2 separate regions of the Homo sapiens genome follow, and region 1 is linked to region 2. Evidence: chromatin loops called from intact Hi-C (ENCODE). Cell type or tissue: heart left ventricle. All regions are shown on one strand. Each heading gives the region's core, and the rest is flanking DNA. Links, peaks and the distances in the headings are about the cores only. Region 1 overlaps CBLB (Cbl proto-oncogene B). Region 2 has its middle 340 kb from the start of CBLB.

Region 1 (2,500 bases), core at 1-2,500, 500 kb after region 2:
GAGGCCCTGTGACTTTCTGGGTAGAACTATTCTTTTGTTAAGAATCACTGGCTGTACTCAAGTCAGTTTGTGACTATAGAGATTCTTTATTTTCTCCTTCAGTGACAATTGAATTTTTTTGACTTACCATAACCGAGCTAAAAGAAATGAAAAAGAATCATTAATTTTTAAAAAAGAAATGTTTCTAAAAATTGTAATGTAAAATTATGTTGAATTTTGTTGAATGATTTTGTTATTCGGCACCAACAGAGACAAAGACTTTGCAGTTTAGTAATGTCATGACAATATTCAGGCATATCGGAGGTATAGTCTTCTGTTTAGCTACTCAGATTTATTTATTTTATTATTTTTTTAGAGACAGGGTCTTGCTCTGTTGCCCAGGCTGGAGTGCAGTGGTACGATTATAGCTTACTGTAGAGTCAAACTCCTGGGCTCAAGGAATCCTCCTACCTTAGCCTCTTGAGTCGTGGGACTGGAGGCGTGTATCACCACACCATTCTAATTTAAAAAAAATAAAAAATTAGTAAAGAGGAGGTCTTGCCATGTTGCCCAGGCTAGTCTCAAACTCCTGGCTTCAAGCAGTCCTCCTGCCTTGGCCTCCCAAAGTGCTGGCATTACAGGCATCAGCCACCAGGGCTGGCCTCAGATTTATTTTTAAAAAGTCTTTACAAAGGACGCATAAATTTCCAACTATATAAATGTGGGCTGTGCAGTGACTTCCTTGCAAAGAGTATACTATGGGAAGGAGGAGAAAAAAAGAAACTTAACAGTGAAGAAGTCTGATAAACAATACCACGGTCAGGTAATTAAGGTCAGCAACAGCAGTGATGAATCATGTTGATAGCATGGATCCTTGATATGATGTGGTCAAAATGACACTTTACTTCCGTGGTCCTACTCCTCAAAACTTTTAACCCCAGGCTAATTATTTTTAAAAATTAGACAAATCCCAATAAAGAAACATTCTGTATAATCTCTAACCAGTACTTTACAAAACTGTCAAAGTCATCAGACACAATGGATGTCTGAGAAACTGTCAGAGCCAAAAGGAGAGTAGGGAGACGTAATAATAAAAACTAATACAGTATCCTGCATGAAATCCTGGAGAAGAAAAAGGACATTGGGTATAAACTAAGGAAATCTGAATAAACTATGGATTTTAGTTAATTAACAAAAGCCTTATACAATGTAACTAAGTGTGAATGTGAACGCAAATCCATTATCTCAGTTAAAGACAGACTAAATGATAAAGCTGCTGAGTTCATATTAAATTGTCAAATGATGACATCAGCAATTCGTACAAAGGTAAGTAATGTTAGGAGGAAAATGGCTTACAAATAAGTTTAAAACTATAAATACTAGCATTCAGAAACAGAACAATATCAAAGCATGATAGATAGTGTTGTAAACATTAAGTCTAAATCTTCAAAGAGCTAGTAACTTAGACTTGGAAACTGCCCAGTATTTTAGAACAGAATATTGTTTATCCTGTTAAGGCTACTTGATTAACTGTATGGCTTTTATAACAAATAGAAATTAGGTTATGCTGCATTAAAACACATAGACACACACACACAAACACACAACATTATGCAATAGGAAGTGTTACGTACAAATTGAAATACTTACTGGCTTTTCGATGCTACTTTATCTACCAGACAATATGGAAAACTTGTAGTAACAGAAACTTAGTTTTTGCCAGAAGTACAGACAGACTTTCCTAGATATAGTTCATTGTGTTTCAAGAAAAATGTTTAACTTGAGAATCTTTTCCATGTGTAGTATTAAGGAAAAAAAAATAGGCTTAAATCAGTTTGTTTTAAACACACAATTATTTTTTTAAAACCCCACCTGATTTAATTGGTTTGCAGGAAAATAGACTACATACAAGATACATGTTTGGAACAAAGCAATAGCTAAGTATTAGAATGTACAAAGCTCGAGCAAAAAAATTTATAATATAGAGATCCAAGAGCAATGTGCATTATTGCATTATGTGTTTCTGGATTCCTCATAAAATATAGATGGTTTTCTTGAAGAATATCTGCATTTGATTGTCTTTATACTATACTTTTGCTGTTCTTTTTTCTTAGCCCCTTTCTGCAATATGTAGGAAAAACTTATCAGTCTTTTCTTTTCGTAATACTACCCTTGAGGGACAGTATGAACTATTTGCTTCTATTAATCAGGGTAAACTAAGGGAATTCATTTTAACAAATGTATGGTGCCAGAAACCTTCTTCCAACCAAATATATTCTTTAAGAACAGAGAACACTCTGCACAGCTAATAAACAGCGGCATCTTTCTCTTTTTCTGTTCTAGTGCACTGACAGGCAGAACTCACCAGTCACATCACCAGGATCCTCTCCCCTTGCCCAGAGAAGAAAGCCACAGCCTGACCCACTCCAGATCCCACATCTAAGCCTGCCACCCGTGCCTCCTCGCCTGGATCTAATTCAGAAAGGCATAGTTAGATCTCCCTGTGGCAGCCCAACGGGTT
Region 2 (17,801 bases), core at 6,909-9,408:
TTCTACGTAATTACTCAACATGAGGGGTGGTAGTAGAAACCCTAAATTTATAGTCAGTTGGTCAAAAGTGTAGGTAAACCACACTTTTTGGGAATCCTCTAATTTGTTCCTAAAGTGAGTGCAGTCTTGTCAAGGACTGTGCCCTTAATCTGTGAAGTTTGACCTGATTCTGGGTAGTTAGTGTTAAAATTGCATTAGGCCTAAGAAAAATAAAAACATATTCACATAAGACATTACCTGGATGTTCATAGCAGCTGTATATAAAATGACCCAAAACTGTAAATAACCCAAATATCCATACATAATGGAAGAATTGTAAAATAGTGGTATATCTATTCAATGCAATATTACGAGGTAGGAAAAGTCAGTTGATTATTGATATACGGGACAAATTAACAGATTTCAAAGGCATTGTGCCAAATAAAATAAGCTAGACAGAAGATGAATATTCTCTGGTTTGATTTATATGAATTCTAATGACAGCAGTAGATCATTAGTTACCAGGAGTTAGGAATAGAGGAAGGATATTTATTTGTAAAGAGGATTGAGGGAACTTTGTGGAGTGCTGGAAATACTTTATGTCATAACTGGTGTGGTGGTTGTAAGGCTTCATATACTATCTTGGTTCCAATGTCACACAAGGTGTAATAAACAATACCAGTCTCATAATGTAGATGTAACTCTAAAGAAAACTGTTAAATTTATTTATTTGGAGGTTATGTAGATATGTTTATTGTGTGAAAATTCATCAGAATGTATCTTGATTATTAATCCAAATGTTGGTATATATTTTTGATATATGCTCTATTTCATTAAAGTAGTTCATGTTTTTAAAATGTTATTTATTGTTTTTCCCTTGGTAGTGCTTTAGAGTTTCCTTTTTGTAGATGTTACACATTTCTTCTTGAGTGTATTTCTAGCCATTGTATGGTTTTCCTGATATTTTAATAGAAACTCCTTCATTATATTTTTCTACTTTATATTTGACATGTGCAAAACTACTAAAAAAATAATAATTTTGAAATTAACTATTTTTCTGAATATTGGAAATTGTTGGAAATTGTCTATTTCTAATCTTTCCAACTAGACATTTTTAGGTTTTCCATATATGCTACCAAACTATTGGTAAATAATGATAATTTCCTTGGCTTTTTTAACAAATGTTTATGGTTCTTGTTTCCCTTTTCTTATCAATTTCAAAGTTTTAGGACTATGAAAACTGGTAGTAGTAATATCTTACACTCTTCTCAACCTTCTTACTTGAATGAGAATTCTTCCAGTACTCAAATCTGAAATATGATGTTGGTAAGTTTAAAATGTACATCGGTCAGGTTGAAGAATAATCTTTTTCTTCTATTTTCATCAGATTATAAAATCAGAAATATGTATTGGACATTATCAAATGCATTTATTATAAAATCTTATTATTTTCCTCTTTGGGTAAATTACTATTTTGTATTATTGTAATTGATATTTTTAGTGATCCATCTTTATATTCCTGAATAAATTTCATTTGGTATTAGTGTATTAATATTCTGTAAAAAATTAGCTGGGTGTGGGGGCACATGTCTGTAATCCCAGCTACTCGGGAGGCTGAGGCAGGAGAATCCCTTGAACCTGAGGTTGCAGTGAGCTGAGATCGTGCCATGGCACTCCAGCCTGGGTGACAGACCAAGACTCCATCTCAAAAAAAAAAAAAAAAAGTGTTTTGTTTACCATGTAAGCATCTTTAATCTGTAGTTTCTTTTTTCTATGATTTCTTAATCAAATTCAGAATGCAGGCTGATTTCTTATTTAAAAAAGTGGCACTTTTATTTTGTTCTCCATGTTTTACTAACATTGGCAATATCTGGTCTTTGAGGGTTTAAAATAACTTTCCCATGAAAGCTTTGGATCTCAAACTCAAGTGATTAGATGAGAGGTTTAGAAATTATGTTCTGTTGGGGAACCAGCTCCATCATGTTGGTTCTGAAGGATCAGAAACCAATGGGTTGAATTTACTGGGGAGCAAATTTTAACTCAACCTATGATACCCTCTTTACAATTAAAATAGTCTTAAAATGGTAAGAGAATTTTACAGAGCAGTGCATAGAAGAAGTTTATGCCTTCCTGGACAAAAGAAGTTGAATGATAGAGCTTTTATCTAAACTCCTTTTTCTTGTATCTCATTCAGTACCATTCAAATGTCATCCTCATTTGCAACTTTTTAGTGATAGGGCTTCGAAGAACACTCTCTCTCTTAGGGTCTCATTCTCCAAGGCCACAGCAGGCCCTGAGTCATCCTCACTATGAGTGTAGCCCACAGATATGTTCCCTGAAGAGAAACCAAAGAGCTCAGCATAGCAAATGTTCACCCACAGGGATGAAACAAGCCCTAACCCACAGAATTAAGCTGTAGGTTGTAGAAGCCAGAGGAAAAGTTTACCTGGGTGCCAACATTGAAGATCTGCTGAAGCAGATAGAAATGAGAGAATCAGAACAGAACTTCAACACAGCTCTATCAGAGAAAGAATAAAATGCAGAGATCAACAAAGTCCCATTCAAACTTATGTTAAAAACGCAAAATGCTATTAATTGAATTTATTGTACATTTGGCTCCCAACAGATCACATTTTGGTCCTTAATCCTGTTAAAAGATAAACTTAGGCACATTACAAGTTTAAAAAATTTGAGCATTCAGCAATTCATGAATTGGGCAGCATCAGATGGCAAGTAATTCATCACTCCACTAAGAAGGAGAGAGGGGAAACATTATAAGGTCTTTACAGAACAAAGACAAAGAAAATATTTGACCGGCCAAAGAAGAAAGTCCGTAGTTAAAAGCTGGCAATTTCTGATTGGTTAAGCTTAAGTTTCATTTTACTGTTTACATTGAATTCGGTTTTTGTTTACTTAAGTAGGAACCCAAGCCAGTGGAGCCATCTCAGCCTAATGACCTTCCAATTAATTATTTTAACAATACAGAATGCTTCATATAATACCAATATAAAATAATAGTTATACAATGCAGATGCTAAAATGTATTGAAGAGCAGTGATAGCTGATCATAACACATTTAGAATTCAGCAACTCATAGGAGAACGTGTTACTTTACTTTCTCATTGGGTTGACTTCCTGTCCATTCAGTATCATCTTAGATGGAAAACTGAAAATTATTTCTTACTTGGTCTGACTCTCTTTCCACTCTCTTTTCTACCTTCTTCTCTTTCAGCTCCCAGACTTCATCCTGCTTCAGCTCCTGTCATCCTGTGCTGTGGAATTCCTAAACCTCTTAGCTTGAGCCCTGCAACGATCTGATTTTCACTCCGTTCTAGGAAGGTTCCATTCTTCAGTGTGGAGCACATATAAGTAAGTGTCTATTTTTGACTAAAAGAGATTGCCTCTCATAGCGAAACCTTGTTATGTTGTTACACAAAAGTCCTCTTCACTAGCCATGAGGATGGACAAATATGAAGGCTGCCTCTTTCTGCAATAATAGCATGTAACACCCCACCCTACTTTGGTTACCCTTTGAATTTGCTACTTTGAATTTTTTCCACGCACAGTGATCATGAGGCAAATACTTTAACTAGAATGACACAGTCAGATTAAAAAAAGAAAAAAGAGGACAATGGCACACATAGAATTCACCTTAAACTTACTATGTCACCAAAACCTCTAAGTACAATTTTAAAAAAAGTTCTGTCACCATTTTCACCCACTCTGTGACAGCTACTAAATACACCGTAGGTATAAGATGAGAGAAAAGGGATAAAAGCCATAGCAATAACTTTTTCTTTTTTAAAAATACAGTACACTAATTGGGAGATATATAGATTAGTCTTCTGCATGCATATTTCTTTTAAGTATAACATTAACGAATAGCATTGCTTATCTACATATAAGTTTCAATCCAAAAGCATTTATTAGCCTCTCATTCTTCCTCTGGTACCTTCCCCAACTAGATTTCTAATTTAATTTATAGTTTAGTAATTATTACCTTGTTTCTTTTATGAAATTTCTGTCTTCACTGGTCAAGAAAAAAAATCAGAAACTAAAGATTTTGTACATAGAAATAGTGTGAGAGCTATACCACATACTACTAAGAACTCTACTGGGATTATTACTTCAGTAGTGGGAGAAAAATAAAAACATACCACTGCTATAATTTCTCTTTGAGTCCCCAATATTACATATTTTGTATTAAGGGACACTATCCAATTTATTCAATAGTTATAATTCATTGACTAAGAAGATAAAATCCACTAAAAATGAGTAAAAATTAATGTTAAAAACTGGCCAAGAAGTTTGACGGCCCCTCACTTTGGAAATTCTTTTTCTATATGAGTGCTCAGCCTTAATATTATGTATTAACATGAAGGTAGAGAGCAATCAAATACAAATCTATTTCATGGCAGGACTACCAGTACAATAAAATTTAATGGCTATCTTTAAAGGTTTTGGTATGAGTCATTCTGGGAAAAAATGTTTCAATTTACTTTTCAAGCTTCTGCCTAAAAGGCAGAGAGGAAAACTCACTCTGTCCTCAAAAATCAAGGAAAGTAGTTTAGTAGGCAGAGTACTTGTCATTTGACCCAAAAAACCTCATATTTTTACCAGAGTCAAGATAGAAAAAGATCAATTCAGTCTTTTAAAGAAGCAATGACTCAGAAGACCAATCACATCAGGACAGGACCTGCTGTTCAAACTGCTTAGATTTTACAAGGTGCTATTAGGTATACTTAAAGTTGATTGGCCTATAAATTGGCAACAAAAAATCCCTTGTGGTATTTCAACAAAAGAAGATATTTCTGTGAGTTTTACATGGCTCTCTCTTGGAGAGAGTGGTGAGGAAATTGCGCTTCAGTTCTGTTTCTTCATTCTCTTTTCTACTAGTAGTTTTAGCTCTGTGAGTTTCCTTCTTCAACTAGAAAAAGACAATTGGATTTATCATTACTAGCTCTAATTTTTAAAAAGACCTATAAAGCAAGGTCCTCTTTTCATTGTGACCACTGTTTAATTGATCTTTTCTATATACAACTGAAGTTTTTTTTTGCTGAAGTGTATATGACATGTTTCTTCCACTCAGGTTAAATGTTCTGCTCTCCAGGATAAATGGGAAAATATAAGACTGGAATCAAGCATTAATCCTGAGTGGTTTAGGTATAATATAATTAAAATGTATATGTATCAAAAATATTGATAAAAGCTCTCATTCTTGGAGATTAAATAATGTGTTTGGATGTGATTTTAGTTGTTTGTTTAATAGAAAAATAAATTTATAGCTTACTTTTAGAGATTTTTAGGCAAATAGTATAAGATAGAGATATAAAGTTCAGGCTTTGAAATAGAAAGACTGAGATTAGAATTTTAATTTTACCATTATTAGCCTAAGTTTTTTCATCTGAAAAATAGAGATAATACAAACATTAGATTTTGTTGAAATTGATGAACAAATGTAAATTGTAAACAATTGGTGAAGCAACAAATGTAAAATGTAAAAAGATGAACATCAATTGTAAAAAGTTGATAAACTAACAAAAGTAAAAAAAATGAACTAACATAGTGCTTTATGTGTAGGAGTTTCAATAAATACTATTATAATCAAAGCAAGCTGTCAGAGACCATCATTGCTTTTATCTGAACAGAGCAAAATATCAACTGCTAGAGCTCTCAGATTCTTCCAAGATCCATCCTGTGCAATTTTCAGCAGTTTGCAACCCAGTCACAGGCTTCCTTTTTCACTGGACCTTAGAATCCATTCAGATCTCAACTTGCACAGGGCCACACACCCCCTGCAAAGATGCCTGAGCTAAATTTCTACTAGCCTCAGCAACCTTACACCAATGCTATCCTCGAGCATTGAACAGTTCTCTGGACACCTGCAGCGAAGGTAGTTTTCAGCAGTTCTGGTTGAAAATCATTTTCACATTTCCATTATTTCGGGATTTTGTCTGGTTATTATCTCAGTGCCCCTCCTATCATGGTATTCTTATTTTTCATGTTCTTGACTCAATTACTTCCTTCCAAGTATTTCCATTGCACTGACTGAAAATGCATACAGTTCTATTTTCCTTTTTACTACCATTTATCGATTTCCTGGAGTCTCATTTATATTTATTGAAATACATGAATCATGTCTCATAATTTATCTCACTTACATGGTATCATGCAACTTGGAAGTAGAGATCATAAACTAGTTTCTAAGGATTCTGTCATCCTGAGTACTTTCCATTTCTACCTAGATGACCTACTTGATAAAACGGCTTCACTATTTCTTGAAGTCTACTAACTCCATTCAACTTCACCCATGCCTGCACACAAACTGGAACCCAGATTTTCTTATTACCTTTCCCTAGCATTCTTTCTACTTCACAAAGTTGCCTGTCTCCAAAAGCAGTGGCCGATTAAATGAAACCATATATGTTAGGCAACTAGCTCTGTTTCTGGCATGTTAAACAGCAGCTAAAAATAAACTAGTCAACTTTTCCCTCCAGTCTCAATTTCGGTAGGTGAACATATTCCTCCATGCAACCTTAAATTACATATTTAAATGATACTACTCAGAATGTCATATATCATGTAGGAAATTGTAAACTTGCCATTACAAATAATAGACTATACTCAAAACAAAACAGTTATTATCCATTCACGCATATCATGCTTATGTCTGTTTCTTTTCTTTTGTGAAAATAACTTCTTACTTTTCAAAATATGTGATTATGCAAAAGTTTCAAGCAAAATTTTCATATTTACCTTCAACAAATAGATCCTGTACTGAGTCATTCTGGGGGATTAAATAATGTTTGGATGTGATTTGTAGTTGTTTACTTCAATCGAAAAAATAATTTGTAATGTTTACTTTTAGAATCAAAGTTAGAAATATCCTTTAAAGTTCATCTAGACCTGTTCAGTGTTCTAAAACAGTGACAAGATGGTCTTTAAAATGAAGATCTGTACCAGTGACAATAGCCTGTTTCCTCCCAAAATCTTTCAGCGTAACACTGCAAAGAGCATTAGTAGAAAGGAAAATACCTAATTTCTACTCTCTGATGTAATCTTCATCTTTATGTGAAGAGCACAAAGATGACTTAGTGTTGCCACAAGAGTGTTCCCATCATATCTCTCAAGGGATGATAAACGTCAGTTGTACTCACCCCGAATTATATTATTTTTGGCTTCCTTCATAAATCAAACCTGAAACACTATTGATGTGTTATTATAAAAGAAAATATATAAACTAGGGAAAATATTAGCAAATTGGAAATTCTCAGCATATTGCAATATGTTTAAATGCCTCACTAGAGACTTACCTGGAATTCATGTTATTATGATTTGTTTTTATGTTCTTGTTTTCTATTCATCGCCTATTGATCGATTGACATTTCTCAGTCATTGAAAGGCCTTGCTCCTGCTCATGCTCGAAGCATGAGGAGAAAACAAACAGCAATTCACCATTCTTCTTGTTTTTCTACCTAATAGAAGGTAATGGGTTTTTCTAGAAAACTGGTTCTTGCTGGCTAACTTTCTACCTAAACGCCATGAGCTTTCTTTTAATCTTTAAGGCTCATATAATTGTATATTCAGTAGGATAAAAAAATTTGAATGCTTTTGATGGACTTCCAAGGACATGAACTCAGGGATATTATTGATGTTTTCATCTTTGCCATATCCCTGATTCCTTTGTACCTTGTACATGCTTTTGACATCTTTAATGACCACTAAAATCTCTTCAAATACAGTACATTAATTATATGTATATTCCAATACATTTGGTTTTTTTATGGCTATTGAAATACTGCATGTTGACGTGGACAATAAAAGTCAAATGGGCATTTTTTTCTCATGGTCTAATAATAGTGAAACAAGAAGTTACCACTACAATTTTAATTGTTTAAAGTTACAAATTGCATGCCTTACATTCCACTTAGGCAGTCAACATTTGTAGAAACTATTAAAGTCATTGTTATAGTGAATTTTTAACTTTGAATATATATAAGGAGAAATAAAACAACCAGTGAAAACATATACAAAGGTAACTCTTGGCTGTCTTTCTGCCCTGTTCACATCTTCCTTAGCACCTAAGAAAGTAAAGTAAGCTATATGGAATTTGTGCCCCTGTAGGTAAAGCATGAAGAAAAATTCTCTCTCAGTCTCCAAGGGATAAAATAATGTTTGAGAGAAAATATATAAAACTCTCTCTAATACCTCAAAGTAACTGAGCAAATTTTTCTTACTTTTCTTCTCCTTTAGTTCAGATTTTTTGAAAGAAAAGTTAATCAAACTAGGAATTATATAGTGAAAAACAATTACGTTTTTCACTTAAATGATTTTAGCTACTACAAATTCATCATGTTACCTCTAGTATGTATCACTGCACTGACATTCCCAGCAGATGGCAATGTTAAGACTTAATGTTATTGTTTGATTTATTATAGGTATGCATCTATATTGGAGAAATGAATGCTAAACAAACGAGGTATTTGTTAATAAAATTTATTTCATTCTCCCTTTTTTCTTTGTTGAATTTATACATGTTTATATCATTTTTTAAAATTAAGTTTGGCATTAACTTCAAAGAAAGTAATGGTTATTATTCAAAGAAAACCACTTAGTAATATCATTGTTACCAGTGGTTAGAAAAGCCTCTTTTGAAGTAACTGACTCTTGAAAGCCTTAGGAAGCACTTAATATAAAATAAGATTTATATACAGTCCTGTAACACATAATAAAATAAAAACACAGGAGCTAATTAGAGATTGCTTATTAAGAATACCAGAAACAAGGAAATATGAAAAATTATCTGCAAGAACTATGTTCCCAAGACTTGAATACTATTAAGAAAGTGAAATGTAAAAAAAAAAAATTACTTACATAAAACAAAGGTGATAAAAAAAGATAAAAGAAAAACAAAGAGAATCGGTTAGTCAAGTCTTTTCTACCTTAAGTTTATTTCTCTGGCCAGCAGAAGAGTTCCCCTGCAAAATGATTATGATTTCTGTTTGTTTTGGTATTTAGTAAGCAACTGTTCCCAAGATAAGATTATGATTTACACCAGTACTTCTTAAAATGTGGGTCTGCGGAATGGTGTTGCTCCACAAATTATGTGCTACAAGTCAGAAACAAAGTCAGTTATAAATTTAGAACAAGCAGTCATAGCAATTTGGCAGCGTAACTTTGTTGAATCTGAGAGTAAAAAAACTAGGATATATATTTTGTATTTCTCCGTTTTATTCCATTTTTCTGGTAATTTATTTTTAAAGTATTTTACAAAAACATTAATCCAGAATGGATTGGAAAGAGGCAGGGGAAAGTAGCCCTTTATATGGATGACTTTAAAATCACTGGTTTATCCCTTATACTGATATCTTTAGAATGATTACAGATTTTTCTTCTTTGCACAGTCATGCCTATGAAGCAGGAGCTCATTCTTTTGGATGCCACAATTTTTCCTTTCCATTGATCCAATAACATTGGGCCAAAAAGCAGTGAGGTTATATGTCATACTGAAGTCATACAGCTGACAGTGAGATTTTTATATGTATTAGCCTATGTCATTTTCATTTCCTGGTTACTGAAAATCAAGCTTCCTTAATGTTAAGAATGGCCTGAAGTCACATTGAATTATAGTGTATTATACCTGAGATGTAACCTTCTAGAAACATTTAGTAAGCCTCTACTCGATATTACACAATGTCTCAGTCTTCAAAATAAGTTCAAAACCCTGTTTGGAACAAAGATAAATCCACTGGAAGCAATTATTATTATTATTATTATTTGAGACAGGGTCTCGCTGTGTCACCAAGGCTGGAGTGTAGTGGCACCATCTCTACTCACTGCAACCTCCACTTCCTGGGCTCAAGAGATCCTCCTACCTCAGCCTCCTGAATAGCTGGGACTAGAGGCGTGTGCCACCACACCTGGCTAATTTTTGAATTTATTTGTAAAGATGAGGTCTTACTAGGTTGCCTAGGCTGGTCTGGAACTCCTGAGCTCAAACCATCTGCCCACCTCACCTCCCAAAGTGCAGGAATTGCAGGTGTGAGCCACCACACTCAGCCTAGAAAAAATTAAACAATAGAGATGCCACAGTTAAGTGCTAAAGTTTGTGCTGCACACTCTAAGTAGGAAGGGAATAGAGGGAAAAGGAAACCAAGTAATAACCACTAATTTACATGAATGTAAGTTAATGGATATGATGTCCAGCCTGATGGTTAGCACATGGCAGATACTCAACACTATTTCTATTTTGTTTGTTTTTAAAAAGGGCTTGATCAGGGCTCTCTTTGAAAGGATGAGAATACTTCATAAAGAAAAAAATGAAAATTCCATACAAAAGATTGTGCATTTGTAATGATGATCCTTATGATACTCTGAGCATTCATTCAGGGGAACAGAGAGGAACAAAGGTGGGAATGAAGAGAGAGTTCCGTAGATGATATTTTGTTTACTGTGATCTATAACCTCTGGTCTCCAAAAAAAAATTCACAACCACTTCTATGATTAAACTATTATGCTTATTTCAATATTCCCCTGTCTTTGCAACAAAACTATTCAGCTTGTGACATGGAATAAGATACAGCAATGATTCCCATTCTCCTTGAATGGGAAACGGTAATGATGTGTTGGGTTTTTATTGTTTTTTTTTTTTTTTTTCAAAAATACAACGACTGATGTAAGTGATGACACAAGTAACCTAATCATTTGTTTCCTTCCAGTTAGTTTAACCAAAGTGGAAACTATGAAAGAGAACACAAATAGTAATCATTATTTCCTGTATTTCAGCCTTCCTCAGCTTCTGTCTGTACATTAGCAAAGTTCTAAGGGTTTCTAAACTTTCATCTTTTTCCTCGCTTTGTAATTTGAGCTTGATTGCTCCCTCTCTGCTACGGAAGAAAACATATTCTATAATCTTTTTAAAAACATGGTAAACGTATCATTCTATATAAAAACAATCTGAATAATAAAAATAGAGGTCTATTTTATTTCCATTTCTCCTTCCTTTTCGTTTCTGCGGTACAGATCATGCCTTTGTATCTGACTTATTTTCCGCAGGTAAACCTGGCCAGGCCTTGGCACCATAGAATAGAGTTTCCTTTAAAAGCTGTCAGGCGTTTCCCTGACAAATATATACTTGTAATTGGATCTCTCTGCTTTAGTAATAGTGATTCCAGATGGCTGCTTCTAGAGGAAGCAAGAATTTCCGGCTCCACAATGGTGTGGTTAACAGAGCTCTTCCCCTAGCCGCTCTTAAGTCGAAGAACTGTGTGTTTCGAACTTCCTGATTGATCAAGTATTATAAGAAGAGTTCAGGTTTTAGACAGGTTCCTTTGGGGGAGAACTGTAGTTGAAGCTCTTACTGCTGCAAAGATGCCCATGAGGAAAACACAAAGTGAACTTTTCTCTCAGCACCAGTTAACAACCAGTGATTGTTAACTGTTTGGTCTCTTGTGCATCTATAGCAGAATATAAATAACGTTCATAGAGTTCAAGTCCTGAAGTTCAACACATGGTACTCTAAAGGATGTTAGGTAAAGTTACCAAATGCATAAACACATTAACAGCAAAGGACATGTGAGTTGGAGATTAAAGCTCAAGCATAAACTTGATATCAGTTCTTGTCAGCTCCTAAACTATTGCATAGAAAACACTCTTTCTAATCCAATTTAAGTCTTGCAGAAAGCTTAGAAGGCTAGAAAAGCAAGTATTTTACATCTATTTTATAGATGATGAAACTGAGGCTGAAAATTTAGGCGATAGAGACAGGGTAAATGTGCATCTGTATATTCCTATTTCAGGTCTCCTTCGTAAGCACTAGGCTGCCTCATTACATCAGCATCAGGGGAGGGATGAGCAGTGAAAAAAAAAGTCCTGATAAAAATAATGATGAAAAAAATAACAATAATAAAGCCACAGGTAGGTAGTTCTTTGTGCATTAAATTTGACGGTCTAAAACTTCCAGTTCTCTCCAAAGACCTATTCTTTTTTTTTTTTTTTTTTTTTTTTTTTTTTTTTTTGAGACAGAGTCTCACTCTGTAGGTCGTGCTGGAGTGCAGTGGCGCTATCTCGGCTGACTGCAAGCTCCGCCTTCCGGGTTCACGCCATTCTCCTGCCTCAGCCTCTGAGTAGCTGGGAATACAGCCACCCGCCACCACTCCTGGTTAATTTTTTGTATTTTTAGTAGAGACGGGGTTTCACTGTGTTAGCCAGATGGTCTTGATCTCCTGACCTCCCAAAGTGCTGGGATTACAGGCGTGAGCCACTGCTTCCGGCCCGAAAAACCCACCATCTTGGCCGGGCACGGTCCCTCAGGCCTGTAATCCCAGCACTTTGGGAGGCTGTCGCAGGTGGATCACCCGAGGTCAGGCGTTCGAGACCAGCCTGACCAACATGGTGAAACCCCGTCTCTACTAAAAATACAAAAATTAGCTGGGCATGATGGCACGTCCCTGTAATCCCAGCTACTTGCGAGGCTGAGGCAGGAGAAAAACTTGAACCAGGGAGGTGGAGGTTGCAGTGAGCCAAGATCCCACCATTGCACTCCAGCCTGGGTGTCACAGCTAGACTCTGTCTCAAAAAAAAAAGAAAGAAAGAAAGAAAGAAAAACCCCACCATCTTTTATTATTTACGACTATCTTAATTTGGTTCTTGCAAAAGGAGACCCTTAGACAAGATTTTGGGTGTAAGTAGTTTATTTGAGGAAAATACAATGAGAGGGTACAGAAGTAAAGCACAGAAGAGAAGAGGACCAATAAAAAGTGCATCAATAAATGGAGTTACCCATTGTCTGTGAGAAGTTCTGCATGAAGGGACCCTGTGAAACAGTGCATAAAACAAAACATAATTTTCTCACTAAGGAGAGAGGAAGCTGGAATGTTATACATGAGCTCTTGTTTCTCATTGCCTGAAGGTTACTCATGGAGCATTAACTCCCTGGCATTTCTGGTTTGACTCCTCTGTACGGACAAAGAAGGCTCAAAGGATATACAAAACTTTTATGCAGAGAGAGAAATAGAAAGCCATAGTGGATGGGGGAAGCTTCAAAGAAATAAGGGAATATGAACAGGGTACCACCAGCATTTGCTAAAATTACCTGGAAGGAAGTTGACACGAAAGGGTGCTTTGATGAATGTGAAATATATTACAACAGTGAGTCAGAGAAGTTGACTTTTCTGTTTCCTTAAATATTCGATATGAGTGTGTGTGTGTGTGTGTGTGTGTGTGTGTGTGTGAAAGAGAGATGGTTAATTTCATGTGTCAACTTGACTGGGCTAAAGGTTGCCCAGATAGCTAGTAAAACGTTATTTCTTGATGTGTCTGTGAGAGTGTTTCTAGAATAGATTAACGTTTGAATCAGTAGACTAAGTAAAGAAGATTGCTCTCACCCATGAAGATGGGCATCACTTAATTTATTGAGGGCCGCAGTAGAACAAAAAATGGAGCAAGGGATAATTTGCTGTCTCTGATTGATCTAGGACATCTATCTTCTCCTGCCCTAGGACTTCCTGCTCCTTGTTCTTGGGCCTTCAGGTTTGAACTGGACTTATACCACTGACTCCCTGCTTAGACTAGAACTATATCACCATCTTTCCTGAGCCCCCAGCTTTCAGACAGCAGATCATTGGCCTTCCTAGCTTCCACGATCAAGTGAGCTAATCTTTCATAATAAATCTCTTTCTGTATGTGTTCATATATTCTATTGGTTTTGTTTGGTCTCTAGAGAACCCTAATACAGCATGTATGTGTGTGTGTGTGTGTGTGTGTGTGTGTGTGTGTGTGTATGTATTAACTTCCCTCAGTCAGATTTTATCCTACCACATCTTTTCAGTGCAGAGTTGTTTCAGTGGTCCAAAATTTTATGAGATGTCGAATTTTTTTCTATGATCTGAAACTATAATATTCTAAAAAATTATTGATGATGACCAGTGGAAAACAAGAATAATTTTATGAATAAACAATTCTCACAAAATGAATATAAATCAATGACAAACATAAAAAGATTAGTTTCATAATCAAAAACTATGAAATTTATCAAAAAGTTACACTCTATTGAAATATGGTGAGATTAAAAATATATTTATAAGGAGTATTTTTCGATAACAGAAAAATTATGGTGTCATGTTGAATTTTTAAAAGATTCAAAATTATATATTTAATTTCATATATATATTATGTGTGAATCTGTGTGTGTGTGTGTGTGTGTGTGTGTGTGTATGCCTGGAAGTAATTACACTTGAGAGTAGGTTATTTTAATTTTACTTCTGTGTTTATTTTCTACAATTCTATTTCTTACAATGACAATGTGTTATTTTTATACTCAGAACAGTTTTTAAAATCAAAATCAGAAATTTACTATATATGTATAATTTCAAACATCCTTGCATCATCTTCAATTATTTTACCTTCCAGAAAATTACCAAAACCTTTTTCAACTTACACATGTTTCTAATCTGTATCCACTGTTTGGATAACATCATTTGAACAAGTTGTACTTGTGGGATTTGGCAAATAATCTATATTCATTATGTTTGCCCTGCTCCATTTTTATGAAGTTGACTTTTACCTTTTCAGGCAACAAATTGTAATTGTTCAGCATTTCTCCTACAGAAGATTGTTTTATTTGTTATTGGACTTCTCCATAACTTTTAATTCATTTTTACAGATTTGTAATCACAAATTAATATAGAATTACAGGCTTAGGCTCTCTAAAGCTTTATAAAATAATTGTTTCATTTATATATTCATTTGTTTACTTTTTCTCTCCAAGGTAGAATGAACTACTACCAATGTAATGTATTATTATCATTTCCATAAACATAAACTATCTTAATTTATTAAAACTGTACTTAATAAAATTAGAGAGGGTGGTATATATACTAGTATGTCAAATGCAATGGACTTGACAGTCAGGAATTCAGTTTCTAGCAAGAGCTGCATTAACTCAAATGAACAGGATCAGTAGATATCTAATTACTTACCTGTTAATGTGGTCCTATACAATGCACTCAAAGCAAAAGTTTTCCTAAGTGCTTCTAACTTCAAGGACATCTAGGAGACAAAGTAGAATTTTCCATAAATTATGTAGGTTACATAGCATGGCCCTATCAACTTGTAAAATGTTTAGAATTCATGAAATATATAAATGCTACTATATTAGACAGGTCATGGCCATGAGTGCTCACCACAGCCTCAGATTTATTCTGGTAAAAGCAATAGCAGATCATTCTTTACATACAGATACTATCATTATGATATCCACTGAATGGCGTTGAGGCGAGGGCCTAAGTTATAAATAGCTATTTGTATGTGCTGGCATAATTACTACCAAAATGATGATTAACAGATTAAAACATTTCTACTCTCATATCCTTAGAATTAGATACACACATGTACATGTACATGCACAAGTACAGGCATATGAATATCATAAAACTGAAAAATACCCAGGAAGAGGGTAGGTAGATGCTACGAGGCAGTAAAGCCACGATTAAGCAGAAGTAGCAAGATGGAAGGATAGTAGATCCAAACACAGAGTGAAGCAGAGGCAGAAAAAAAGCTAAGTGTCAAGAATGGTCCCATTATGTAGTGACTGCTGGGCTACTATAAATGTGTAAGAAGTACAGGTGTATGAGAAGTATCCCTGAGTAATCAATAAGCCAAATCTAATGACCAGAGACAACCTGATATAACAGCTGTTGCCTGCAATCAGGGCCCTACACTAATTTAATCCTTGAGTTATACTATTATTATGGATAATAAATGGTTAGAAAAAAAGCCACAAAATTTTCAATATATGGGTAAAGAAACATAAGAATATATGTGATTTCATTTTATTTGAAATAAACGTATTTACACTAAAATTCAACAAAAGTCTATTTTAATACTGATGTTTAGATATAAGATTATACTTATTTATAGAATTGGAGTTAAAAATTTGTGGCCCTGTGTGTTAGTCCATTCTAGCATTGCTGTAAAGAAATACCTGAGATAGGGTAATTTATAAAGAAAAGAGGTTTAATTGGCTTATAGTTCTGCAAGCCGTACAGGAAGCGTAGCAGCTTCTGCTTCTGGGGAAGCCTCGAGAAAGTTAAAATCATGGTGGAAGGTGAAGGGGAAGCAGGCACATGTAACATGGCTGGAACAGGAGGAAGACAGTGGGGAGATACTACACACTTTTAAACAACCAGATCTCACGATAACTCACTCACTCATAATCGTGAGAACAGCACTGAGGGGATGATAAGCTATTCATGAGAAACTGCTTCCAAGATCCAATCATGAATTCCACCAGGCCCCACCTCCAACACGAGATTACAATTGATCATGAGATTTGGGTGGGGCATAGATCCAAACAATATCACCCTACAAGGTGGATTTGGCACTTGATTAAATTCTTGAGTTTTTGTTTATTTCTATGATTTTCTTATTCTCCTTATAGCTGAATCAGATTCTAACTACACACACACACACACACACACACACACACACATAGCTTAACACTTTTTCTTTTATTTCTCTGCTTCCTTTTTCTTTACTTTTATGTCTTTGGTAGCTTTTTTTTTTTTACAAGTGAAACACTGAACATCAGAGAGGCACTAAGCAGAATGTAATGTTTCAGTATTAATTTTGAGGTGCATGAAGCAAGAAAATAATAGTATTGATATTGACTTATATTGAAAAGTTTAGAGTGCATTTTCACGGTACAAATGCACATATATGAAGTGAATTTAAGGTCTTAAAGCAGGGGATAACAGAAGATTCGACATAATAATGATCACTTTGCTTTTGAAATATGATACACACCAAAAAGGATGTAATGATGGCCTTTTTTAGTATCAGGACACTATTGATACTGTAGAAATAATTTTATTTTTCCTTTCTCTCTTCACAAATGTGAAAAACAGAATATCTCTGGCGTCAAATTAAGAAGTAAGATCTGGGAGAAAAAAAAAACAATGAACGTACTAGGAATAAAATTACCTAACACCTCATACTTTTTATTTCTTCCTTCCTTTATGCCTACTTATATAATTTTTTCCTGTTCTTCAGGAGAATCAGTGTTTTTTCTGCAAGAAAAATGAATGCAGACTGAGGATGACTGCTCTAACTGCAGCACTTTATTATGTTTTAATGAATAATAGCTTTTTTCTTCATGTAACAGAAATGAATTGATTACAGTGATAAAAATGCTTTGTAGGTGTTAATTTGTAAAATATTTTTGGTTGATCCCTGTGAAGTGTTGCTTTTAATGTTGACTCATAATCATATATAAAAGAAGTTAGTATTTATTCTTTTTTTTTTTTTGAGATGGAGTCTCACTCTGTCACCAAGGCTGGAGTTCAGTGGCACAATCTCAGCTGACTGCAACCTCTGCCTCCTGGGTTCAAACGATTCTCCTGCCTCAGTCTCCCGAGTAGCTGGGATTACAGGTGCCCACTACCACACCTGGCTAATTTTTTTTTTTAGTAGAAATGGGGTTTCACCATGTTGGCCAGGCTAGTCTCAAGCTTCTGACCTCAAGTGATCAGTCCACCTTGGCCTCCCAAAGTGCTGAGATTACAGGTGTGAGCCACCTTTCCTGGGTCTCTACATTTTAATACAATCATCTGTCAAGACTAATATTTAAAAGAAAGGAAAGAAGCTAATATTTATTGAATCCTTAATACATGCCAGATTTTTTTTCAACTGCTATCTCATTTAATTTGCTCTCTTGATGTGACAAATGTCCTCTTTTCCTCATTCTCCAAGTTCGCAAGCCAGAGGTTTAGTGGGTCCCACTTGTCTAGCTTGTGTCCACAGGAATATCCACAACCATACAATAT

Evidence for each region. Hi-C counts contacts between places; a loop is a spot of excess contacts. Peaks named below come from ENCODE experiments on the same cell type or tissue, not always from the same donor. Only the 100,000 strongest peaks of a DNase experiment are listed, where the experiment ranks them.
Region 1: it touches region 2 in a loop (2.9-fold over the local background); 5 of 110 quality-filtered maps call a loop at or near these places.

What each region holds. Positions count from the first base shown.
Region 1 is chr3:105,703,996-105,706,495 of GRCh38, reverse strand. It overlaps CBLB (Cbl proto-oncogene B), which reads left to right. Exons shown (of 19, transcript NM_170662.5): 11 at 2,323-2,500. Among named protein-coding and RNA genes, the nearest start is that of CBLB, 160 kb to the left of the region's middle. In heart left ventricle, for the core only: no CTCF peak of the experiment used is centred there; no DNase peak of the experiment used is centred there.
Region 2 is chr3:106,199,740-106,217,540 of GRCh38, reverse strand. No RefSeq gene overlaps it. Among named protein-coding and RNA genes, the nearest start is that of CBLB, 340 kb to the right of the region's middle. In heart left ventricle, for the core only: a CTCF peak has its summit at 8,363 (motif pointing right); no DNase peak of the experiment used is centred there; H3K4me3 peaks cover 248 bases.